Regions from separate parts of the Homo sapiens genome. Here region 2 is linked to region 1. A link is an interaction called in ENCODE POLR2A ChIA-PET data of the cell type or tissue named here. Cell type or tissue: K562. All regions are shown on one strand. Each heading gives the region's core, and the rest is flanking DNA. Links, peaks and the distances in the headings are about the cores only.

Region 1 (8,837 bases), core at 2,598-6,597:
TGACTCATTCTCATTCATACCCTTGAACCCAAGTACAGCATCTGGAACACAGCAGGAGCTCAATAAATAAGTGTTGTATGAATGGATGGATAGAACAAGAAAAGTCCAGGCCCTTTCATTCATTGTATTATAAGCTTGCAAGCTTAATTAGTACAATTAAAATACATAAGCAATATCTTAGTTTCTTTAATAATTCCCCTTAATTTACACGCTCTCTTTATTTGAGTAAGTTCCCCAGGTGTTTGAAGAATGTTATTAGAATTGGACAGTCCCTGTGTTGGAGACAGGGCCATTGAAGCTGGTATTTCTTCTCCCTTCCCTTCCTTCCTCCCTTCCTTTCTTTTTTTTTTTCTCCAAGATGGGGTCTTGTTCTGTCCCCAGGGTGGAGTGCTGTTGCATGATCATGGCTCACTGCAGCCTCAACCTCCTAGGCTTAAGCGATCCTCCTGCCTCAGCCTCCTAAGTAGCTGGGACACACCACCATGCCTAGCTTTTTTTTTTTTTTTTTTTTTTTTTTTTTTTGATACAGGGTCTGTATTAGTCCATTCTCAAACTGCTAATAAAGATATACCCAAGACTGGGTGATTTATAAAGGAAAGAAGTTTAGTGGACTCACAGTTCCACATGGCTGGGGAAGCCTCAAAATCATGATGGAAGGCAAAGGAGAAGCAAAGGCACGTCTTACATGGTGGCAGGAAAGAGAACTTGGTGCAGCGGAACTCCCATTTATAAAATCACGAGATCTTGGCCAGGCGTGGTGGCTCATGCATGTATTCTCAGCACTTTGGGAGGCTGAGGTGCGCAGATCACCTGAGGTCTGGAGTTCAAGACCAACCTGGCCAATGTGGTAAAACCCCATCTCTATTAAAAATACAAAAATTAGCCAGGCGTGGTGGCGGGTGCCTGTAATCCCAGCTACTTGGGAGGCTGAGGCAGGAGAATCACTTGAACCTGGGAGGCAGAGGTTGCGGTGAGCTAAGCTGAGATGGCGCCACTGCACTCCAGCCTGGGTGACAGAGTGAAACTCTGTCTCAAAAATAAGTAAATAGATAAATAAATAAATAAAACCATCAGATCTCATGAGACTTATTCACTACCATGTGAACAGTATGGGGTAAACCACCCCTATGATTCAATTACCTCCCACCGGGTCCCTCCCACAACATGTGGGAATTATGGTAGCTACAATTCACGATGAGATTTGGGTGGGGACATAGCCAAACCATATCAGGGTCTCACTATGTTGCCCAGGCTTTTCTTGTACTCCTGGGCTCAAGCATCCTCCTGCTTTTGCCTCCCAAAGTGCTGGGATTACAGATGTGAGCCACTGTGCCTGGCCAAAGCAGGCATTTCTATACAGCCTGACCTGCTCCCAAATCAGGACCCCTCCTGTCACAGCCACGGTCCCCCTCCACCTACATTTCCACCATTAGCACCATTTCCTCTGTATTAAACAGCAAAGATGGAGAGATTTGCCCCAGAAGCCCCTGTGATACTGCACTGGGCTCAGACAAGACATCCCTTCCCTTTTCCCATCAGCACATTAGCTGGGGCTGTTCAACAGATAAGTTCTTGTCAACCAGAAGATTCTGAAAGCTGTCTTCGAGGGAGTAGAAGGGAAGCATGACAGCCAAGAAAAATCATTTCAAAGCACTTAAAGATGCCAGGTCAAGAGAGAGGGCACTGGAAATGAAAGATGGTGCAGCCGCTGCGCAAAACAGTTTGGCGGTTCATCAAGAAAATTAAACGTGGAATTATTATATGACCCAGCAATTCCACCACTAGGTATATAGCCAAAAGCATCGAAAACAGGTGTTCAAACAAAAATGTGTACAACAGTGTTCATAGCAACACTATTCACAATAGCCAAAAGGTGGAAACAACCCAAATGTCCATTAACGAACAAAGGGATAAACAAAATGTAGTAGTAACCATACAACAGAATATGATTCAGCAATAAAAAGGAATGATGAACTGATCCATGCTACAACATGGGTGAACCTTTAAAACATTATGCTAAATACAATAAGCCAGATGTAAAAGGCCACATATTTTATGATTCAATTTATCATATTTATCATAAAATCACGTATTTTATGATTCCAGAATCATATAATGAAATCTGGAAGAACCCAGAATAGGCAATTCCACAAAGACAGAAAACAGTTTAGTGGTTGCTAGGGGATGGAGATAGGAGAGATAAGGAGTGACTGCTAAATGGGTACAGGGTTTCTTCTTGGGGTGATGAAATGTTCTGGAACTAGATAGTGGTAATGACCACAAGACATCGTGAATGTACTCAATGCTGCTGAATTGTACACTTTAAAATAATTAAAATGATGAATTTTATGTTATGTGTATTTCATCTTTTTTTTTTTTTTTTTTTTTTTAAGACAGGGTCTCACTCTGTCACCCAGGCTAGAGTGCAGTGGCACGATCATGGTTCACTGCAGGCTCAAACTCCTGGGCTCAAGTGATCCTCCCACTTCAACCTCCTGAGTAGCTGGGACTACAGGCATGCACCACCATGCTCAGCTAATTTTTTTGTTTTGTTTTGTTTTTTATGAGACAGAGGTTCAGCCTGTCGCCCAGGCTGGAGGGCAGTGGCACAATCACAGCTTACAGCAGCCTCCATCTACCAGGCTCAAGTGATTCTCTTGCCTCAGCCTCCCAAGTAGCTGGGACTACAGGCATGCACCATCACGCCTGGCTCATTTTTGTATTTTTAGTAGAGATGGGGTTTCGCCATGTTGGCCAGGCTGGTCTTGGACTCCTGACCTAAAATGATCCATCCACCTCAGCCCCCCAAAGTGCTGGGATTACAGGCATGAGCCACTGCACCCAGCCTCAGCTAATTAAAAAAAAAAAAATTGTAAAGACAGGAATCTCACTATATTGCCCAAGCTGGTCTTGAACTCCTGGTCTGAAACGATCCCCCTGCCTCAGCCTCCCAAAGCACTGGGATTATAATTATCACGTTAAAAAAACAGTATGGCTGCCTGGGAAGGGTGGCTAGAAAACCAGAGTAAGGGGATCTCAAAGGACCAGGGGACCTGGGGAGGCCAGCTGGGGCCACCCTCTGCGTTTAAGTGAGGCTGAGCTCAGCTCCTGCAGTGGGAGTGATAGATTCTGGCCCAGGCCAGAGCTCTCTTACCTCCTTGGACCCCTCCCCACTCGTCTCCTTTAAGTACCTGTCAATTCAATTTAGCCTTGTGAAGTCTCCACTAAGGAATCCACAGTGTCACCAAGATGATGTCCATCAAGGAAAAAGATCAATCCTAACTATTGGGCCATGACAGTTGACCTTTGATGAAAGCAGAGAATTGCAAAAGGAATCAGATTAAAGATGTTTAATTAATGGTGTCTGGAGCTGCTTCCCAAGAAACGCCATTTGGAAAATCTGAAGGAGAGAAATGTTCCCCAGCCCAGACAGCAAGCCATGACCTTCTTATAGCCTGAAGAGGAGCTGCTTGCCAAGGGCCAAGATTTATGGGGTGGACTCCATTCGCAAAGGAGATGTAATCACATCTCGCTTGACATTTAGTGGAAACAGGCCTACATCCCAGGAACGAAAGCATCAAGAACAAAGTGGTTAGTGGCGGCTGCACAGACACATACAACATATACATTTGTCTTGAGTTTGAGCCACCCAAACATCGAGTTTGGGAATGCCCCTGCTTATGAGGCTGAGTGGAATGCAGAACTTGCTTGCTACTGCAGATGCTAAGCTGCCAGCTAGTCGCTTTCCCATCCTCTCCTGCAGCTGAGGCAGGGGCTTGTCATAATCTCTGCCCACCAAATACACTCGAGCTGGCCTTTGGATTTGGAACCAGAGACACAAAGAAGCTGGTGGCCCCTTAGTGGCAGCAGCAGCAAAAGTTCCTGGCGTGGTAGGGGCAGTTGAGTGAGCCACAGCCTCTAGTCGTCAGACTAGGGCTCCGATGCCTTCAAGGGCTTGTTTCCGCCTCGGTAGCGCCAAGCAGAATTCTGTAGCTCACCTGTGAGCACTTAATAGTGCTGCTTAAATCAGCAAAAGTTGGCTTCTGTTGCCTGCAATTAAGAACACAGTTCCCAGGTGCACTAGCTCAGGCCTGTTATCTCAGCACTTTCGGAGGTGGAAGCGGGCGGATCACTTGAGCCCGGAAATTTGAGACAAGCTTGGGCAGCATGGCGAAACCCCATCGCTACAAAAAATACAAAAATTAGCCGCTGGTGGTGGCGCAGGCCTGTAGTCCCAGCTACTCAGGGGCTGAGATGGGAGAATTGCCTGAGCCCGGGATGTCGAGGTTGCAGTGAGTTGAGACTGCACTCCAGCCTGGGTGACAAAACAAGACCCTATCTCAAAAAAGAAAAAGAAAAAAAACGTCTCATTCCTTCTGGTACTGGCTTCCAACAAACCCCTGCTGGAGTAGTCATGTGACCCAACCTGAACCAATCATAGTGTCTCATCCCTCCAGTTACAGTGATTGGTCTAAAGTTGGGCATGTGACCCACACAGAGCCAATCAATATCTTTCCCTGGGATGTTTCTACTTCTACTGTGGAAGAATCCCTTTCCTTCTGGGGTCATGGAACTCAAAGACTATAAAACGGGGAAGCGGGGCGGGGGCGGGGTGGTGCACGCGGGGGCCAGCAGCTATGTTCCCCACCCTCAGGGAGGAGATCATCTACAGTAGGAGAGAGTGAAGCCAACAGAGACAGGAAGGCAGAGAGAGGAAGAGAAGCCTGGTATCCTTTGAGTCCCCGCTCCCACCATACTGTCTGTAGTATGATTATGCAAATCTATAAGTTCCTTTTTTTTTTTTTTTGAGACAAGGTCTCCCTCTGTCACCACCCAGGCTGGAGTACAGTGGTGCTAATGCTTCACTGCAGGCCGGGCGCGGTGGCTCACGTCTGTAATACCAGCACTTTGGGAGGCCGAGGCGGGCGGATCACTTGAGGTCATGATTTCGAGACCAACCTGGCCAACATGGACAAACCCCGTCTCTACTAAAAACACAAAAAATTAACCGGGCGTGGTGGTGGGCATCTGTAATCCCAGCTACTCAGGAAGCTGAGGCAGGAAAATCACTTGAGCCCAGGGGAGGCAGAGGTTGCAGTGAGCCAAGATCGTGCCATTGCACTGCAGCCTGGACAACAGAGCGAGACACCATCTCAAAGAAAAAAAAAAAAAGGTTCACTGCAGCCTTGAGCTCCTGGGCTCAAGCAATTCTCCCACCTTGGCCTCCTGAGTACCTGGGACCACATACACACCGCCACACCCAGCTAATTTTTTTTTTATTTTTTATTTTGTAGAGTTGGTGGGGGGCGGGGGGGGGTCTCACTATGTTGCCCAGGCTGGTCTCGAATTCCTGGCCTCAAGTGATCCACCCGCCTCGACCTCCCAAAGTGCTGGAATTACAGGCATAAGCCACTGCACTTGGCCCTATAAATTCCCTTTTCTTGCTTAGGCTCATTTAGATTGGATTTTTGCCATTTGTAACAAAAGTCCTAAGTAATGGAGGTGGAGAAATGTTGCTTTATTCAGGACATGGCCTCATGGGCCTTTCTCTTGAGATGACAAGTGACTTACAGTTAAACGAAACGAAGTCCCTGGGAACAAAAACATCTTTGGCAGAGCAGAGGCCAACATCACTCAGCCAGCAAACATTAACTGAACATCTTCCTAAGTAGTGGTCCTGGCCTAAGCCCTTGCACCGTATGAAAAATAATCTGGCATCAAGCAAATGTTCAGTAATTGCTGGGTACAACAAGCTATGATTAGCATTGGTGCTAACAGTTCGTTTCCATTTACAGGTCAGGCACAAGGGGATGGAAAGGGTGGGTTCAGGATTTGGGATGGGTTTGGGCCCCTTTTTTTTCCAAACATCTCTAAGGCCCCACCCCAAGTCGTTCCTCCTAGCTCTGTGAACTTCAAGAAGGGAAAGATGTATTTTTGTGTTGTTTTTTTGTTTTGAGACAGAGTTTCGCTCTTGTCACCCAGGCTAGAGTTCAATGGTGCAATCTCAGCTCACTGCAACATCCGCCTCCCCGGTTCAAGTGATTCTCCTGCCTCAGCCTCCCAGTAGCTGGGATTACACGCGCCCACCATCACGCCCAGCTAATTTTTGTATTTTTAGTAGAGACAGGGTTTCGCCATGTTGGCCAGGCTGGTCTCGAACTCCTGACCTCAGGTGATCCACCCGCCTCAGCCTCCCAAAGTGCTGGGATTACAGCTGTGAGCCACCGTGCCCGGCCATATTTTTTGATGTAACCAGAAAACTGTGCTCACTGAGGGAGTTGGTAATCTGCTCTTGGAGAAAGCAATCCACTTTAAATACAGTGCTTTAATAATTAAAGAGTTCCCTGAATTCCAGCTTGTAACATTCTTGCCAAATCTCCCCTCCTGGCTTGGGGAGCTCAAATCTGTACCTTTTGGGACTGGAATGAGAGAAAGACTAACCCCCGACCCCCTTACCCCCACCCAAAGCTTCTGCAGGATATTCCTCAAATCAACACATTGAGCATGATGGCTTGGCCTCCGTCTGACCTTCAGGCCTCACTCAGTGAGGCATAATAGCCAAAAGAAACACAAGTGAGACTCAAAGGCATCAGAGTTAAGTAGTTCCCTACCGAAGACTCTTGGAGTCTTAGCAAAGGCAGAATCACACCTCAAAAGCACCCGCTCAACCTCCCAAAAACCGCCTGTCAACACGTCTCCCCGCAATGCCTGTCATCCTTACAGCTGCTCCTCTAAATTCTCTTCTTCTCTTGCTTCAGCTCTCCTCTCCCTTCCAAATCTGTGATTTCCCCAGCCAGGCGCAGTGGCTCATACCTATAATCTTAGCACTTTGGGAGGTTGAGGTGGGAGGATCACATGAGGCCAGGAGTTTAAAACCACCCTGAACAACACAGTGAGACCCTGTTTCTACAAAAAAATTTAAAAATCAGCTAGGCATAGTGGTGTGCACCTGTGGTCCCAGCTACTTGGGAGGCTGAGGTGGGAGGATTGCTTAAGGCCAGGAGTTCAAGATTATGGTGAGCCATGATCACACCATTGCATTCCAGCCTGGGTGACAGAGCAAGATCCTGTCTCTAAAAAAATAAATAAATCAAGTATAATTGTCTCCTTCTAATAGTAATGAGCTGTTTTTAAAATGCAAATAAATTTAGCCCCTTTAGACACCCCCCTAACTTCTCCACCCATTACCTCCTTCAGCCCACAAAGCTTCAAAGAAAACAACAAAATGTTCATTAGGAGATCAGGAGGAAAAGGCAATGATTACCCAGACTGCAGCCAGCCCTCATCAAAAAACAAAACAGGCTGGGCGCGGTGGGCCTGTAATCCCAACACTTTGGGAGGCCAAGGCGGGTGGATCACCTGAGGTCAGGGGCTCGAGACCAGCCTGGCCAACATAGTGAAACCCCGTCTCTACTAAAAATACAAAAATTAGCTGGGTGTGGTGGCGTGCACCTGTACTCCCAGCTACTCAGGAGGCTGAGGCAGGAGAATCACTTGAACCTGGGAGACGGAGGTTGCAGTGAGCCAAGATCGCACCACTGCACTCTAGCCTGAGTGACAGAGTGAGACTCCACCTCAAAAATAAAACAAACGAAAAACAACAGAAAAGCAAAGCGTACATGTGTTTGGATATACACAGGTGATGCCTGAAACTCAAGCATTGGAGCAAGAGGACTAGCAAGATTCAAACCAATGTGTGTCTCTCTCCCAAGATGGTGCAGTTAATGACCCCAGTGTTGCCATGAAGACCCAGCACGATGCTCTGACTCAGACTACTGGGTGACCAAGTCATCTTGTCCTTCAGAAGTAGCATTTTGTCCTCTACTTGACCAATTTCTGCATATGGTGGCTCAACTTCTCTCAGTAGATTGATAAAACTAGTAGATAGAAAATCAGCAAGGATACAGAATGACCTTACCATCAACCACCTGTATCTCGTTGACATTTAGAGAATACTCCACCCAACAATATCAGAATACACATTCTTTTTTATTGCAACTGGAACAGTCACCAAGATAGAACAAATCCTGGGTCATAACAAACCTTAAGAAATTCAAAAGAATTAAGATATATAAAGTATGTTCTTCGACTATCATGGAATTAGACTGGAAATCAATAAGGAAAATAAAATACAATATCAAAATATTCACGATGCAGGTAAGGCAGGGTTTGGGGAAAATTTATAGCATTAAAAGCTCGCATTAGAAAAGAAGAAGCCTCAAATCAATCTAACCTTCCACTTTAATAAACTAAAGAAACACAAAATATAAACCTGAAGGAAGGAAATAAAGAGCTGAAATCAATAATGTAGAAATTAGAAAAAATTGATGAAACCAAAAGCTGGTTCTTTGAAAAATCATTAAAATTGATAAACTTCCAGAAAGACTGACAGAGAAAAAGAGAAAAATTATCAATACTAGGAATGAAAGAAGGCATAAAACTACAGGCCCCACAGACATTAAAAGGACAATAAGGGAATAGTCTGAACAACTATGAACATACACCCAACAGGTTAGATGAAATGGATAAATTCCTCCAAAACTACAAAGTACCAAAACTCTCCCAAGATGAAACAGATCATCTGAATTATACTATAACTACTAAAGAAATTGGATTTGTGGCCAGGCACAACGGCTCACACCTGTAATCTTAGCACTTTGGGAGGCCAAGGTGGTCAGATTGTTTGAGGTCAGGAATTCGAGTCCAGCCTTGGCAACATGGTGAAACCCTGTCTCTACAAAAAATACAAAAAAATTAACTGGGTGCAGTGGCATGCACCTGTAGTCCCAGCTACTCGGGAGGCTGAAGTGGGAGGATCACCTGAGTCCAGGGAGATC
Region 2 (8,837 bases), core at 3,196-7,195, 490 kb after region 1:
CCCTGTCTCTACTAAAAATACAAAAATTAGCAGGGCATGGTGGCTTGTGCCTGTAGTCCCAGCTACTTGGGAGGCTGAGGCAGGAGAATCTCTTGAACCCGGGAGGTGGAGGTTGCAGTGAGCCGAGATCACGCCATTGCACTCCAGCCTGGTGACAGAGCGAGACTCTGTCTCAAAAAAAAAAAAAACCAACAAACAAAAACAAAACAAAACAAATTAGCCGGGCGTGGTGGCGGGCTCCTGTAGTCCCAGCTACTCAGGAGGCTGAGGCAGGAGAATTGCTTGAACCTGGGAGGCGGAGGTTGAAGTGAGCCGAGATTGCATCGCTGCACTCCTGCTTGGATGACAGAGTGAGACTCCTTCCCCAAAAAAAAAAAAAAAAAAGTAATCTAGACTTGTTGGTAAGACATTTGCATGTCAAGGTTAGAAATAAATATGAGTAAAATTCAGAGTTCTTTATCAGCGAAATTTCTGGGAGTCCAGTGGTGTGGGGCCTGTCCAGATGTCTCTTTGAAGGTGAAAGATAAATTGTTGCACTACGCCTCTCCTGCAAGCAAAAAAGAGGCACAATGCCCAGTGTGGAGGCAACATATGCCTTATCTGGGTGTGTTAGTTACTCCAGCCCATTTACCGAGTGACCTAAAAAGCTACTAGTTTTGGGTAAGGTTCAGAACAGGGCCTTAGTGGAGACTGAACACCTAACCGTGGACAACCAAATTACCATGTGACTTGAGCTTCTCATCATGAACTGGGTGCGATTTGACCGCCAAGCCATAAAGTTGGGTGTGCACAGCAGCACCCCATCATCACCTAGAAGTGGTAGATACATGGCCAGGCCAGAGCAGGCCCTGAAGGCAGAAGTAAGTGACATGAAGTGGCCCAAATGCTGAAGGTCCCCACTCCTGCAACCCTGCCTTCTCTCTTCAAGCACCCATGGCTCACAGGGAGTTCCCTGCTATCAGGTGACCGAGGAAGAGGAGACTCAGGCCTGGTTTATGGATGGTTCTGCAGGATATGTGGGCATCCTCTGAAGGTGGCCAACTGCAGCACTACAGCTCCCCTCTGGGACACCCCTGAGGGACAGTGGGGAAGGGTCATCCTCCCAGCGGGCAGAAACTTAAGCAGTGTACCTAGTTGTGCACTTTTCTTTTTTCTTTTTTTGAGACGGAGTTTCACTCTGTTGCCCAGGCTGGAGTGCAGTGGCACGATTTCAGCTCACTGCAACCTCTATCTCCCGGGTTCAAGCGATTCTCCTGCCTCAACCTCCCAAGTAGCTAGGATATGGGTATGAGCCACCATGCCTGGCTAATTTTTTGTATTTTTAGTAGAAATGAGGTTTCACCATGTTGGTCAGGCTGGTCTTGAAGTCTGGACCTCAGGTGATCCACCCACCTCAGCCTCCCAAAGTGCTGGGATTACAGGTGTGAGCCACCGCACACAGCCATCTTTTCTTTATTCTTGCTTTTTTTTTTTCTTTTGTTCTGTCACCCCAGCTGGAGTGCAGTGGCACGATCTCGGCTCACTGCAACCTCAGACTCCCAGGTTCCTGAGCCTCAGCTTCCCAAGTAGCTGGGACTATAGGTGTGTACCATCACACCCGGCTAATTTTTGTATTTTTTGGTAGAGATGGGGTTTCACCATGTTGCCTGGGCAGGTCTTGAACTCCTGATCTCAGATTATCCGCTAGCCTCAGCCTCTCAAAGTGTTGGGATTATAGGCATGAGCCACCGCTCCCAGCCACGCGCTGTGTATGTTCTTAACCAGCGGCCCATATATGGTGCTGTTTCTCTGAAAGCCAAGGTTCATGGGTCTGGAATCAAAAGGTGAAAATGGGAGTGGCACCACTCACTATTACTCTGAGTGGCCTACTGGAAAAATGTGTGCTTCTTATTCTTGTGACTTTATTCTCTGTTGGCCTAAAGATCTTAGTTCCAGAGGGAGGAGTGTTTCCAGCGGGAGACACAACAATTCCTTTGAGCTGGAAGTTAAGATGCCACCCGGCCACTTTGGGCTCCTCATGCCTCTGGGTCAACAGGGAAAGAAGGGAGCTATGGTGTGGGCTGGGGTGACTGATCCAGATCACCAAGGGGACATTGGGCTGCTGCTCCACAATGGAGGTAGGGAAGAGTGTGGAATGCAGGAGACCCGTTAGGCCATGTCTTTTTTTTTTTTTTTTTTTTTTGAGACGAGTGTGGCTCTGTCGCCCAGGCTGGAGTGCAGTGGTGCGATCTCGGCTCACTGCAAGCTCCGCCTCCCGGGTTCACGCCATTCTCCTGCCTCAGCCTCCCGAGTAGCTGGGACTACAGGAGCCCGCCACCACACCCGGCTAATATTTTGTAGTTTTAGTAGGGATAGGGTTTCACCGTGTTAGCCAGGATGGTCTCGATCTCCTGACCTCATGATCCGCCCACCTTGGCCTCCCAAAGTGTTGAGATTACAGGCGTGAGCCACAGCGCCCGGCCTCCTTAGGCCATCTCTTAGTATCACCATGGCCTGTGGAAAATGACAATAACCCAATCTAGATCGGACTATGAATGGCCCAGACCCTTCAGGAATGAAGGTTTGGGTGTCACTCCACCCAGATAAAGAATCACGACTGGCTGGGTGTGGTGGCTCACACCTGTAATCCCAGCAATTTGGGAGGCTGAGGCGGGAGCATCACATGAGGTCAGGAGTTTGAGACCAGCCTGGCCAACATGGAGAGACCCCACCTCTACCAAAAATACAGAAACTGCGTGCCTGTGGTCCCAGCTACTTGGGAGACTGAGGTGGGAGGATCGCTTGAGCCCGGGAGGTCGAGGCTGCATTGAGCCAAAATCGTACCACTGCACTCCAGCCTGGGTGACAAAAAAAAAAAAAAAAAAAAAAAAACATGACCAGCTGAGGTGCTTGCTGAAGGCAAAGGTTGTACAGAACCAGTAGTGGAAGAAGGTGGTTTTAAATACCAGCTATAACCATGTGGTCAGCCACAGAAACAGAGACTGTGATTGTCATCAGTTTTTCCTCTTTATTTTTCTCTGCATGTGTGTCTGTGTGTGTGTGTATATATATATATATATATATATATATCTTTGTTTCTTTTCCTCTCTTACTCTCTTATCATGTAACATAAGATGTATTGATTTTATATCATAGTATTTAAGCTATGGGATATCAAGGAGAAGCGTAAACATCACTCTCCTCTTCTTACCTCCTCTTCCGGGGAAGGGATGAGTGTGTTTCTGGTGTATGCAGGAGAGTTGCATCGTGTTAGGTGGAATTATGACTTTGCTTTGTCTTTACTTGGAGATTAAGTACGGTTTAGGAAATGTCTACAGGGTACCTAGTTGACAAGGGGTGGACTTGTGGTGGTTAGTCTTTTGGGTCAGTTTCATTGGCCAAAGGTGCCCAGATTACACATTGTCTCTGGGTATGTCTGTGAGGCTGTGATTGGCATTTGAATCCACAGACACAATACAGTGCCCTCCCCAGTGGCAGTGGGCATCGTCCAATCTGTTATGGGCTTGAATAAAACAAAAGGCAGGTTGGGCACAGTGGCTCACGCCTGTAACCCCAGCACTTTGGGAAGCTGAGGCAGGTGGATCACTTGAGGTCAGAAGTTCAAGACCAGCCTAGCCAACATGGTGAAACCCCGCCTCTACTAAAAATACAAAAATTTGGCTGGGTGCAGTGGCTCACGTCTGTAATCCCAGCACTTTGGGAGGCTGAGGCGGGCAGAGAGCCTAAGCTCAGGAGTTCGAGACCATCCTGGGCAACATGGTAAAACCGTGTCTCTACTAAAATACAAAAAATTAACCAGATGTGACGGCGCACGCTTGTAGTGCCAGCTACTCAGGAGGCTGAGGCACAAGAATTGCTTGAGCCGGGGAGGCAGAGCTTTCAGTGAGCAGAGATCGCGCCACTGTACTCCAGCTTGGGCTGCAGAGTGAAACTCCGTCTCAAAAAAGATAAATTAAAAAATAAATAAATACAATACATAAATAAAATACAAAAATTAGCCAGGCGTGGTGAAATGCGCCTGTAATCCCAGCTACTCAGGAGGCTGAGGCAGGAGAATCGCTTGAACCTGGGAGGTAGAGGTTGCAGTGAGCTGAGATTGCACCAGGGCACTCCAGCCTGGGAGATAGAGTGAGATTCTGTCTCAAAATAAGAATAATAATAATAATAAGGCAGAGGAAGGAGGAATTTGCACCTTTTTCCTTGCCTGCCTGCTTGAGCTGAGACATCTCCTCTCATCTTCTGCTCTTGCACTGAAATTTATACCATTGGCTTCCTGGTTCTCAGGCCTCTGGACTCTGAACTGCCCCACCAGCTCTCCTGGGTCTCCAGCGGGCGGACAGCAGTTAATGGTACTTCTCAGCTGCCGTAATCACATGAGCCAATTATATGGCATAGTAAATCTATCTATCTATCTATCTATCTATCTATCTATCTATCTATCTATCTATTTATCTCTCTATCTCTCTATCTATCTGCATTTCCTTGACACAGGGTCTTACTCTGTCATCCAGGAAGCTGGAGTGCAGCAGTGCAATCACTGCTCACTGCAGCCTCAACCTTCTGGGCTCAAGTGATCCTCCCATCTCAGCTTCCTGAGTAGCTGGGAACACAGGTGTGAGCCACCACGCCTGGCTAATTTTTAAAAATTTGATTTTAGAAATGAGGTCTCATTATGTTGCCCAGGCTGGTCTTGAACTCCCAGCCTTTAGCAATCCTCCTCCCTCAACCTCCCAAAGTGCTGGGATTACAGGTGTGAGCTGCCATGCCTGGCTCCTACTTTTATATAAAAGGATATATTTATGGTCATGTGCCTCATGATGACATTTTGGTTAACAACTGACTGCATACGTGATGGTGATCCCATAGATTATAATGGACCTGAAGAATTCCTATCACCTAGTGATGTCTTAGCCATTGTACCACTCTAAGGTTTATTAAAGAAAAAAAAAAAGACTTGGCATATGGCTCACACTTATAGTCCCAGCACTTTGGGAGGCTAAGGCAAGAGGATCACTTGAGCCCAGGAATTGAGGCTGCAGTGTGCCACGATCCCAGCACTGCACTCCAGCCTGCATGACAGTGTTGTCTCAAAAAAAAAAAAAGATAACTGTAAAACAGCCTCAGATAGGTCCTTCAGGAAGGATTCCAGAAGAAACATTGTCATCATAGGAGATGACAGCTCCATGCCTGTTATTGCCCCTGAAGACCTTCCAGTGGGACAAGATGTGGAGGTGGAAGACAGTGATATTGATGATTCTGCCCCTGCGTAGGCCTAGGCTAACGTGTGTGTTTGTGTCTTCATTTTTAAGAAAAAAGTATAAAAATTAAAAAACAGGCCAGGCCCGGTGACTCACGCCTGTAATCCCAGCACTTTGGGAGGCCGAGGCAGGCGGATCACGAGGTCAGAAGTTCGAGACCAGCCTGGCCAACATGGTGAAACCTGTCTCTAAAAAAAATACAAAAATTAGCTGGGCATGGTGGCGCATACCTGCAGTCCCAGATACTTGGGAGGCTGAGGCAGGAGAATCACTTGAACCCATGAGGCAGAGCTTGCAGAGAGCCGCGATCACGCCATTGCACTCCAGCCTGGTGAGAGAGTGAGACTCTGTCTCCAAAAAAAAAAATAAAAAAAAAATTGCGTCCAGGCCTGGTGGCTCACGCCTGTAATCCCAACACTTTGGGAGATCGAGGCAGGCAGATCACTTGAGGCCAGGAGTTCGAGACCAGCCTGGCCAACATGACGAAACCCCATCTCTACTAAAAATACAAAAATTAGCTGGGTGTGGTGCGGGCGCCTGTAATCCCAGCTACTTGGGAGGCTGAGGCATGAGAATTGCTTGAACTTGGGAGGCGGAGGCTGCAGTGAGCTGAGATTTCACTACTGCACTCCAGCCTGGGTGACAGAGCCAGATTTTGTCTCAGAAAAGAAAAAAAAAATTGCTTGTTGCTTGGCTGGGAGGAAGCACAAAAGGATGCTAGCTGCTGTTTACTGCTCATGTTATTATTCATAATAACATGTTGGTATTTGCTATATCATGAGAGGCCCTACCAAGCTGATTGTGTCTTCAGCTATCTCTGATGTTATGTTTGTGTGGGTTTTGATTAGGACGTGTCTTCCTTACTCGCCCTTTGTCGAGTCGTCCTGAGCTTGGAATCTGGGCCGGCTTCCTGCAGTCACACAGGGCCCTGCACGAAGAAGGAACCCCTAGGCTTGCTTTAATTTTTTCTGTCCCTGTCTTGAAATTCTCTTTTTTTTTTTTTTTTTTTTGAGACGGAGTCTCGCTCTGTCGCCCAGGCTGGAGTGCAGTGGCACGATCTCGGCTCACTGCAAGCTCCGCCTCCCAGGTTCACGCCATTCTCCTGCCTCAGCCTCCCGAGTAGCTGGAACTACGGGTCCCCGCTATCACGCCCGGCTAATTTTTTGTATTTTTTTTTTTTAGTAGAGACGGGGTTTCACCGTGTTAGCCAGGATGGTCTCGACCTCCTGACCTCGTGATCCGCCCGCCTCTGCCTCCCAAAGTGCTGGGATTACAGGCGTGAGCCTTAACAATTTTTGAACAAGGGGCTTTGCATTTTCATTTTGTACTGGACTTTACAAATGATGTGGCCAGACCTGCTTGGAGTCACAATTCTTCCTGTGCTAATAGCAGTGAGGGGGGTCCCAGCAAAGGATGGAGGCTCCCGGCAGTCTGAGCTGAGTCAGCAGCACATGGGATAAGGCCCCTCTAAGAGGGACCTTTACAAACTGCAACGAAGCAGTGGTTACAGGGGCTGGAAAACCTGACATCCAAGGATGAGCTCACGGGGCAGTGGTTGTTTCGCCTGGAAGACAAGATTTTGGGTGAACTGGGTGGTGTCCTCCAATTTCTGAAGGGCAGTGGAGAGGAAAAGGGAGAGAGGGAGTGTGTGTGTGTGTACGTGTGTGTGTTCTCTGTGGCCCTAAAAGGCAGATCCAGCTCACTATAAGGAAAGAATCTTGAAGAATTTTGAACAAGGAAAGTTGTGCAAGAAGGGAACAGCTGGCCTGAACTCAAACCTCAGCTCTCTCAGCTCTGCCTGGGGGTCAAGAGCATGGGCTCTGGCTGGAGCCAACTACATCTCTGTCCAGATCTGTTATTCTTAGGTAAGGTCATTCACTGGCTTGATCCTTTATCTCCCTCTGTAACATGGGCCTGATAATGCTCCACAGTACAGGGTGATGATGCTGGTATAAAATATAAAGCACCTAAAGGGTGTCTGGCCATTAGGAGGTGCCTAACAAATGACACCATTGTTTGCTGTTTTTTTTGTTTTTTTTTTGACAGAGTTTCACTCTTGTTACCCAGGCTGGAGTGCTATGACGAAATCTCGGCTCACTGCAACCTCCGCCTCCCAGGTTCAAGCGATTCTTCCGCCTCAGACTCCCAAGTGGCTGGGATTATAGGCACACGCCACCATGCCCAGCTAATTTTTGTATTTTTAGTAGAGATGGGGTTTCGCCATGTTAGCCAGGCTGGTCTTGAACTCCTGACCTCAGGCGATCCGCCTGCCTCGGCCTCCCAAAGTGCTGGGGTTACAGGCGTGAGCCACCACGCCCAGCCGTTTGCTGTTATTACTGTTACTATAATGAGTTCCTCGTGCCTGGGAAGGTTGCAGTTGAGATGGAACTCAGGAAGTTGCAGAGATGACCCTTGTATCAGAAGTAAAATAAGATGCACACATTTCCTCCTTGACAATTGCAGCATCTGGCATATTTGGATGATTAGCAAAAACCAGTCCGTCAGGCGTGATGACTCACGCCTGTAATCCCAGCACTTTGGGAGGCCAAGGGGGGCGGATCACTTGAGGTCAGGAGTTCAAGACCAGCCTGGCCAACATGGTGAAACCCCGTCCCTACTAAAAATACAAAAAAACAACTAGCCAGGCATGGTGGTGCACACCTGTAATCCCAGCTACTCAGGAGGCTGAGGCAGGAGAATTACTTGAACCTGAGCCAAGATCATGACACTGCACTCCAGCCTGCAGCCTGGGCAACAGAGCAAGACTCAAAAAACAACAACAAAAAAAAAAACAAAAAAAAAAAAACACAAACAAGTCATAAAGTGCTGTCCGAGTGACAAAGGCCCTCAGGGAAAGGGGTGGTGCTTCTTGTGGAATGGAGGTTGTTTTGGGGCTTGGAGGCTACTGAGAAAGTGGGAGTGGTTTGAAAACTCCAGCCAACTTCCCGGTAGCTAATCACTGGCTGAATCCAATCTGAGGAATGTGGAGCTCCCCACAGGGCTCCTAGGAAATGGGTCCCTGATGTGTCTGAGAGCTGCACACAGGAATTGCCCATCTCCTCTGCAGCCCGTGGGAAGCAGCATTTGTGGGCCGTGTGCGTGTGAGCATGAGACTGTATGTGCCTAGTTAATGCATGGGCAGCCAGGCATGGGAGGGTCTCGGCTCCCTCTGACTCCAGAGCCTCTGCTTTGAGCCACACTCAGGGTGACAGCAGCTTCCCTGGAAATGGCAGTGGTTTGTGCTGAGACAAACATTTCTCCTCTTCCTTCTCCCCCATCCGCCTCTCCTGTGAGTGGGGTCCAGTCCCGGAGCTTCAGCCAGGAAATGCTCCTTGTGTGTCCACAGCCCTGCACATCAGCAGTGGGATGAGAGGCCCAGAGTCCAAGGAGCAGCAGATGGGTTCCATCAGGGGCTGCTGGACTGTGGTCAGAACTCAGGCAGTCACAAGTGTGTTTGTCTCTCCAGAGACAGAAGGAGAGGGCGGCATCACAGTCAGCTCCAGGAATTCCCCTGCATTTAACGCACACGTTCAGGCCGTCTGTCTTTCCACAAATATTTACCAAGCACAGCTCTGGGCG

What was found. Peaks named below come from ENCODE experiments on the same cell type or tissue, not always from the same donor. Only the 100,000 strongest peaks of a DNase experiment are listed, where the experiment ranks them.
Region 2: POLR2A ChIA-PET joins it to region 1 with 5 read pairs; 2 of 35 experiments call an interaction of 5 or more read pairs at or near these places.

The regions. Positions count from the first base shown.
Region 1 is chr9:130,250,201-130,259,037 of GRCh38, reverse strand. LOC124902285 (a long non-coding RNA gene) reads left to right here. Exons shown (of 2, transcript XR_007061817.1): 2 at 1-175. Among named protein-coding and RNA genes, the nearest start is that of HMCN2, 11 kb to the left of the region's middle. RefSeq lists an enhancer at 1-229. In K562, for the core only: no CTCF peak of the experiment used is centred there; a DNase peak (open chromatin) is centred at 4,447; H3K27me3 peaks cover 547 bases.
Region 2 is chr9:129,761,589-129,770,425 of GRCh38, reverse strand. No RefSeq gene overlaps it. Among named protein-coding and RNA genes, the nearest start is that of PTGES, 13 kb to the right of the region's middle. In K562, for the core only: no CTCF peak of the experiment used is centred there; no DNase peak of the experiment used is centred there.